2 separate regions of the Homo sapiens genome follow, and region 2 is linked to region 1. Evidence: read pairs that join two places in POLR2A ChIA-PET (ENCODE). Cell type or tissue: PC-9. All regions are shown on one strand. Links, peaks and the distances in the headings refer to the core of each region. The heading gives the core; the rest is flanking DNA.

Region 1 (4,400 bases), core at 317-4,316:
TTTGTAGAAGTCATAAATCAAAGATAATATAAAATAACCTTGAGATTTATTACTTATTGCTCATGTTCTCTGGATCAACAAATCAAACAATTATGTTGAAGCTGTAGAAAAAATGAACACTCATATACTGGTAGCTGGCTTATAAATGTGTTCTCATTGTTTGGAGTGTCATTTGACAACATATATCAAAATGTTACAATTGCATAACCTTTGAGCAAAAGAAAGTCTAGGAAACTATCCTACAGACATTGTTCAATAAGTAGGCAAGGATATACATAAGGATGCTCATTACAACATTTGTAGCTGCAAAAGGACAATCAGAAACAACCTAAGTAAATCAATAAAGTGACAGAGAGACCCACTGTCCAATGGAATGGGATACAGGAAAAAATGTTAAAGCTACTGCCAGTGACCAGAGTATAAGAGCTTTACATAAGGAAGCAGGAGAAAGTGCTTAATTTACAACTCCGTCCAGACATCAAGAGATAGCTATTTAGTACATGACTCTACAGGTATTTTTAAATGAGATTTTTAGAAAAAATAAAATTGGGGGAGGGAAGAAACTGTGGAAGTGTGACAGTCCCATTCCAAAATGCCTAACCAAGGCTGGGCGCGGTGGCTTATGCCTGTAAGCCCAGCACTTTGGGAGGCCGAGGCAGGTGGATCACCTGAGGTTGAAAGTTTGAGACCAGCCTGCCCAACATGGTGAAACCTCATCTCTATTAAAAATATAAAAATTAGCTGGCATGGTGGCGCAGGACTGTAGTCCCAGCTACTCGGGAGGCTGAGGTAGGAGAATTGCTTGAACCCGGGAGGTAGAGGCTACAGTGACCTGAGATTGCGCCAACGCACTTCAGCCTGGACAACAGAGCGAGACTCTGTCTCAAAAAAACAAAAAACAAAACAAAACAAAACCAAAAAACAAAATGCCTAACCAGTCTGTTTACCTGATATTTGAAGAATTGCAAGAAAGAAAAAATGAGATAAATGAAGATTGAAAGAACTATTTAAAGCATAATCTTAGCTTTAGATTAAAAAGTTACTAGATAACAAAGTTTAATAATATTTCCATAGCATGGATCTGGTCAACATTCAATTGTGAGGAAGTACTTATCATTTCCTTGAAGCTTTTAGTTCAGCAAAGATACAGAGGAGGCATAAAGATAAAATTATTAGCAGAAGGAAGGGAGTTCACTGACAGCTGTGTTTCTCTTTTTGAGGTGACAGCAAATGGCAAAGATCTTTGCCAGATAAAAGTTGACTGCAGAAGACTTACAGCCTGACATACATGTTTTCTGAGGTACTTTCAAGTTCTTAAATTTTAAGATGTATGACTTGTCTTTGGGAAATGTTAATGTGAATTTCTCACTTCTCAAATACTTCTCCTCCTTAGATTATCAGAGTATGTTTGACAACTTTGTAAATACAGTTATATGCCAAATAACATTTCAGTCAATGGCAGACTGCATATGTGATGGTGCTCCCATGAGATTATAATACTATATTTTTTTTTTTAGACGGAATCTTACTCTGTCTCCTGGGCTGGAGTGCAGTGGTGTGATCTCGACTCACTGCAACCTCTGCCTCCCTGGTTCAAGCGATTCTCCTGCCTTAGCCTCCCGAGTAGCTGGGATTACAGGCGTCCGCCACTACGCCCAGCTAAGTTTTTGTATTTTTAGTAGAGATGGAGTTTCACCATGTTGGCCAGCCTGGTCTCGAACTCCTGACCTCGTGATTCGCCCGCCTCGGCCCCCAAAGTGCTGGGATTACAGGCATGAGCCACCACGCCCAACCTAATACTGTATTTTTACTGTGCCTTTTCTATGTTTAGATACACAAATACTTACCATTGTGTTACAACTGCCTACAGAACCATAACATGCTGTACAAGTGTGTAGCCTAGGTGTGTAGTAGGCTGTACAGTCTAGGTGTGTTTAAGTATACTCTATGATGTTTGCACAAGGCTGAAATCATCTGATACATTTCTCAGAACACACCCCCATTTTTAAGCAATGCATGAACATGTTACAACATCCATTCAACCAATAAGTGTTTATTAAGCTTCTATAAGCCAGGCCCACTATGAGTCGATGTCCTGAGTCAATGTTTAGAGTCTATGTACTCCTGTGTCATATACAACGTGTAAAAGAATGTTAATATGCCTTCAAAGTCTTTAGCATTGAAAAGAGGCTGCTGTAAGTCCAGAAGCAAAAAGGAGACAGGAATTACAGAGAGGTAGGTTAAAAAGGACATAATGAACACACAAGATCTCAAAGCACTTTATGGCTTTTTCACAAAGGATAAACAACCCTACAAACTTCCATTGCTGCACAGAACAATAAATGATGCAAATAATAACCTGAATTGTAAAGAAAAATTATAATCATTTTCACTTACTTTAAGGAGGTGAAGAAATTATGAAAAGTATTTTAGAGAAAAATTTAAACTACAGGGAAAACCTGATCAAGTATCTGGAAATTAGGCTCTATGGAATTCTATTATTCAGAATGATTCATTCTCTAAGAGTTCCAAGTAAACAAAATTTCACTGTTACTGTAGCAGTTTATTATAATAAAGAAAATGACAAGCCATATAAGGCAATTCAATTTCATTTTCCTTTGAATACATTATGTAAGTACAAGTTGAATATTCCTAATCTGAAAATCCGAAATCTGAAATGCTCCAAAATCCGATACTTTTTGAGTTCACTGCAGCATTTTGGATTCTGCATTTTCAGATTAGGGATACTCAACCTGTACATGTATCCAATTATATATAACATGAGTAAATATTTTACTCCTATCAAATTATGTTCATGTTATTTGTTGCTTTAATTAACCAAGATATTGTTAATATCTACACCTCCAATCTGGAACCCTATCTCAACAAATTCAGTAAGTTCACATGGTAACATGGAAATATCACTCACTATATGAGGGTAATTATTTCACTGCCAAATCAGATTAAGGGTGAACATTTTAAACTTAACCAATCTAAGAGTATAAACATTTTTGATGTCCTACAAAAACAAGTTTGAGTCAATCACTTTTTAATTATTCTTTATGGCAGAAAACTGAACATTTCTGTTGTAACATTAATTCAAGCTCTCATGTGCAACTTATTCTTCATATATACTGAACACTTTCACTGTTTTTTTTTTTAAATGGTATTCATCTAGGTACACGAAAGCAATATGGGAAACTCACTCTTCTCCAAATAGCACTTGGAAACTGATGAATATAATCTTAAATTATGCCATTCTCATTTAAAATTTTTCCCCTTAAGTTAGAAACTAGGGACAAAATAATTTTAATATTTTAATTCAGAATTATAGTTATTTAAATATTAAGACAATATGAAGGAAAACATAAATCAAAATCTTCAAAGTCGCCAAGATTTTGCCTCTATGTAAAACCTGAAATGGTTCTGTTTAGTGAGTATTTGTAGTGTTTGCTATCCAATATCCATAAGTCCCCCCTGTGGCAAAAGCACCTCACTTGCTTCCTTCCCCATATGGGAAGCCGTTGTCAGAGAATTTCTTTCCCTTGGTCATGGTGATTATTTCTGAGATACTACTCCAGTAAGGTCAGCTGGTACTAAAGAGACTCTAATCCAGAACTTTGAGCTATTGGTAACTAGCCATCTTGTATCTACATGGGGCCTGAGAATGGGGATGACGAAGCAAAGAAACAAAAACAGAAAAACTGATCCTTGTTATACTATTTGAGTCCTGAATCAAACTGTATCTGCAGCCCTTACAATTTGCCCAAACATTCCAATGAAAACTTTATAATACAGAAAGTATTGATGTGTTATTTCTAAACTTCCACCTAATTTTCACCTATGTCCCTCTGCCTAGGGCATCTTATTACTACTGTGGCTCTTATTTTTCTTTGGGTATATAATCAGTACAGGAACTGCTGGATCAAATGGTAGTTCTGTTCTAAGTTCTTTGAGAAATCTCCACAGGGGCTGAACTAATTTACATTTCCATCAACTGTGTATAAGACTTCCATTTTCTCTATAGCCCTGCCAACATCCTTTTTTTTTTTTTTTTGGTCTTTTTAATAATAGTCATTCTGACTGGTGCGAGGTAGTATCTTATTGTGGTTTTGATTTGCACTTCTCTAGTGATTAGTGATGTTGAGCATTTTTTCATATTTGTTGGCTGCATGTATGTCTTCTTTTGAGAAGTGCCTGTTTGTGTCGTTTGCCCATTTTTTAATGGAGTTGTTTTTTGCTTGTTGAATTAAGTTCCTTATAGATTCTGGATATCAGATCTTTGTTGGATGCATAGTTTGAGAATAGTTTCTCCCATTCTATAGGTTTACTCTGTTGATAGTTTCTTTTGCTGTGCAGAAGCTTTTTAGTTTAATTAGGTCCCACTTGTCCATTTCTGG
Region 2 (4,400 bases), core at 267-4,266, 340 kb before region 1:
ATCACATCACTACCCCTGTTCAATTCCTTCAGTGACTTCCCATTACTCAAAATAGCACACCACCATGGCAGGCGAATTCTTAATTTTTTTTTTCTTGTTGCCCAGGCTGGAGTGCAATGGTGTGGTCTCGGCTCACTGCAACCTCTGCCTCCCGGGTTCAAGCAATTCTCCTGCCTCAGCCTCCCAAGTAGCTGGGATTACAGGCACCTGACACCATTCCCAGCTAGTACTTTTGTATTTTTAGTAGAGATGGGGTTTCACCATGTTGGCCAGGCTGGTCTCTAACTCCTGGCCTCAAGTGATCCACCCATCTCGGCCTCCCAAAGTGCTGGGATTACAGGTGTGAGCCACCACACCTGGCCAATTCTTAAATTTTTTGTAGAGACAAGAGCTCACTATGTTGGCCAGGCTGGTCTCGAATCCCTGGCCTAAAGCAATCCTTCCGCTTCAGCCTCCCAATGTGCTGGGATTACAGGTGTGAGTGACTAGTCTCCTTGCCTAATTCTTGACAGCAGATAGCTACACATTAAAATATAAATACATCCTCCAATATACATCTGTATACTTCCTCCATTGCAGCTGGTATGCCATCCAAGTAATGGCAAAGTCTTCTAATGAAGAGGAAAAGAAGAAAAAAACACATATAAAGAGCTGTAAGATAAAAACAATTTCACTTTAGGAGTTTTCATTTTCAAACTTATTTTTGCAGTAGGGTCACAAAGTTAATAATAGTCAAGAGAAAACTCTCAATTCCCACTTCGAGCTTGCTCCTCTGTCAGAACTCCCCATGGGACCACCCATTTATTCAGTTGCTCAAGCCAAAAGCCTCAAAGTTGGCTTTAATTCCTCCCATTCCCATATCCCATATTCAATAATCCATAAGACCTGTCTAATACATACCACGTATGACCACTTCTCACTCCTAAAAGTACCATGCCCTGGTTCAAGGCCCCATCATTTATACCTCCCCTAGATGACTGCAAGCCTCCTTTACAACATCCTACTTCCACCCTTTGCCACTAGTCTATTTACCACACAGCAGCTACAGACATCTTTGCAAAAAGTAAATGACATCACAACCTTAGCCCTGTTCAATTCCTTCAATGACTTCCCATTACTCAGAATAAGAGCTCAAGTTTTTTTATGTCCTACAGGATATTTCATGACCTCGTTCATGCCCCTCTTCTACTACCATTTTCTCCTCTTATACTCTCGGCTTTGCCTTTCCTCAAACACCCCAAGCCCAGGCCCACCCATGGGTCATTTCACTTGCTTTTTCCTCTGCCTGGAACATTCTTTTTCTTTTTTGAGATGGAGTCTCGCTCTGTCACCCAGGCTGGAGTGCAGTGGTGCGATCTTAGCTCACTGCAACCTCTGCCTCCCAGGTTCAAGCGATTCTCCTGGCTTAGCCTCCCGAGTAGCTGGGACTACAGGCACGTGCCACCATGCCCAGCCAATGTTTTTGTATTTTTAGTAGAGATGGGGTTTCACCATGTTAGCCAGGATGGTCTCGATCTCCTGACCTGGTGATCTGCCCACCTCAGCCTCCAAACGTGCTGAGATTACAGGCATCAGCCACGAGGCTCAGCCTGCCTGGAACACTCTTACCCCATGTTTGGCTCCTTCTCACACTAAGGCCACTCAACGTCATGTCTTCAGAGAGGGCTTCCTGACCACCCTATCTAAAATATCCCCACCCCAACTACCTATTTACTAGTTACTTTCTATCCCAGATTCTTGCTTTATTCCACTTCCATGTGCAATTACATTATTTATCTAGTATTATTGTCCATCTTCCCATACTTGAATGTAAGCTCTATGACTGTCTTGCTCATCACCATATTCCCTTAAAAAAAACTAACATATAAATTAGTAATCTGCAGCAGCAAAAACTGCAAAATCAAATACCTATAGGAGCCAAGAGGTCATGAAAGGGAGTAAATCAGGCAATTTCCAGCTAATATGGAAATGAAGGCCCAACACAAAAACAGCTTACTATTTTTCAAGAGAGACCTGATATATAACCTTCTAGATAAAATCTCCCAATTGTTTGATGATAAATTATGTTGGTTTTTTTTCATTAAAACTCTATCCAAGCCAAATATACCATATCTGTGAGCCAGATACATACACAGGCTACCACTTGTTAACTTCTCACCTATAGTAAATCTTCCAAGTTTAAACTTACTAGGTGCAATAGATTATTCTATAGATGACTATAAGTCATCCCATTCCACATGCTCTTTTGCAATGTGAATTTGCCATTCCTCCCATCAAGAGATGGAATCTATTTTCCCTTCCTTGGATATGCGACTTGCTTTGATTGACTTGCTTAAGGGAAGTGCCAAACAGCCTAAAATATGCAGCATTGGTTTTGGGACCTGATGGCAGGCAGAGGCTGAAAAAGTGGAAAGTCAGTTGTTAGCAAAGGCCAGAAGAACCATGAGAAAATTGCTATTAGATGCAGGAGAGAGAGTGCCTCATGTTACACAGTGGTGGAATGTTTGGCAAGACTGTTGTCTGCAATAATATTTACCTAATTTAACAATTACATAAGATAGAATATTTACCTAATTAACTTATTGACTGGCTAAAGATATTTCCAGGTAGAACACTGAAAGTAGTACCAACTGGCTTCTTTCAGCTGCATATGATAAAGTATGGAGAAGAGAGAAATAAACTAAAGAAGGACCTGTTTAATTTTTAAGCAGAATTTAGAGGAAGTAAAGAGGGCCCAAAACAGTCTCTACAACTGGCGAAAGATCTGAAATTTAAAAATGGTCTCTGGGGAGATATCAAATCAGAGGTTTGTCCATAAGATCTTTTGTTGAGACCTTGAAAATATAGACCCTTCTCATCTATACAAAGGGACTTCGAAGAATCTTAATGACCTTTTCTTCAATAGGCAGACCCAAAGTAAAGACAGTTCTGTCCTGGAAAGGGATTATAAATGTGGCTTTTGGGACATAGAATCAATCCCTAATAACATTCATAGAAAACTCTCAAAGTTTTAAAGAAAACTATCGTACTAAAAGTACCACCAGTTTGGACTAAAAGAGAAAGAAACAGTTCAAAATGGGAGAAATAAAATATCTGTGGGTTCCCAACTTCACATAGGTAAGAAGCAGGTTGAAAAGCTACTCAGCTACAAATATGACCTATTTCTTATGAAAAAGAAAAAAGAAGGAGAAAGCCAAGAGCCCAAAGGGTAGAGCTAATAGTCTTACAAAACAATGTACTAGGGAACAACTCTCAAAGAGCAGAACTGGGCACTATTCAAGGTATATATATATATATATTTTTTTTTTTTTGAAGTCCTTGTCCTTTATTGCACAAGGAGTGAGGGAAACAGACAGACCAGTTGGACCATAGTAGATGGGTGTATGAGGACAAAATGCTACCTGAAAGCCAGCCAACCCATACTCGCCTGAAATGGATGCTAATACCCTTCAAACTCTGGGCATTGGTTTCACACACAGCCTCTTCCAGGGATAAAAGGGGTTCTTCTAAAGCTTCTTGTTACCCTCAACCATGGAGGCAAGTTCTGAGTTCTGGTTTTCCTATGATGCTAACTCTAGTCACATAGATCTCTGGAGTGATCAAACATGGTGGAGTGGCAGGGTGAGTATTCCAAAAGCATAAGTAAAACAAGAGTCTTGACCAAGCCCTGTTACAATGTCAATGCCTGTATATGGCCTCCCAGCCCAACCAGAAATTGACAGAGGCATGTATATGGTGAAAAGATATACATATATTTAGAATTAGCCATCTGGACTAAGTTTAGATGATCCCAATTTTGTTGGCAACATCCAAAGCATTGTAATCAGGAGCCAGTTGAACATATGCTTTCTTCTCTCCATCAGGCTGAATCAGGGTGTTGACCTTGGCCACATCAATGTCATAGAGCTTCTTCACAGCCTTTTTGATCTGGTGCTTGTTGGCTTTAACATCCACAATGAACACAAGTGTGTTGTTGTCTTCTATCTTCTTCATGGCAGACTCAGTGGTCAATGGAAACTTGATGACAGCATAGTGGTCAAGCTTGTTTCTCCTGAGGGTGCTTTTCCGAGGATATTTGGGCTGCTTCCGGAGTCGTGGTGTCTTGGGCCACCAGAAGGCGGGTGACGTGCGGGTCTTCTTTTTTTTGTGGCTGTGAACACCTTTCAACACTGCCTTCTTGGCCTTTAAAGCCTTTGCTTTGGCTTCAGCTTTAGGAGGGGCAGGAGCTTCCTTCTTTGCTTTCAGCGCCATCTTGTGAAAAGGCTATTCAAGGTATATTTTTGATACATGGGGTAAGAGACTTAGTAACATGTGCCCAGATGAATTTCAAAATTGCTATGGAACAGTGCTTCCAATTCTTCCTCTTTTTAAATGAGAGCATCTACTACAGTTTTCTTGCC

What was found. Peaks named below come from ENCODE experiments on the same cell type or tissue, not always from the same donor. Only the 100,000 strongest peaks of a DNase experiment are listed, where the experiment ranks them.
Region 2: POLR2A ChIA-PET joins it to region 1 with 5 read pairs; 2 of 35 experiments call an interaction of 5 or more read pairs at or near these places.

The regions. Positions count from the first base shown.
Region 1 is chr11:43,374,407-43,378,806 of GRCh38, reverse strand. All of the region lies in intron 1 of TTC17 (tetratricopeptide repeat domain 17), which reads right to left. Among named protein-coding and RNA genes, the nearest start is that of TTC17, 18 kb to the right of the region's middle. In PC-9, for the core only: no CTCF peak of the experiment used is centred there; a DNase peak (open chromatin) is centred at 2,046; H3K27ac peaks cover 1,427 bases.
Region 2 is chr11:43,718,527-43,722,926 of GRCh38, reverse strand. The region is part of intron 1 of HSD17B12 (hydroxysteroid 17-beta dehydrogenase 12); the gene reads right to left. It also overlaps the pseudogene RPL23AP63. Among named protein-coding and RNA genes, the nearest start is that of HSD17B12, 40 kb to the right of the region's middle. In PC-9, for the core only: no CTCF peak of the experiment used is centred there; no DNase peak of the experiment used is centred there.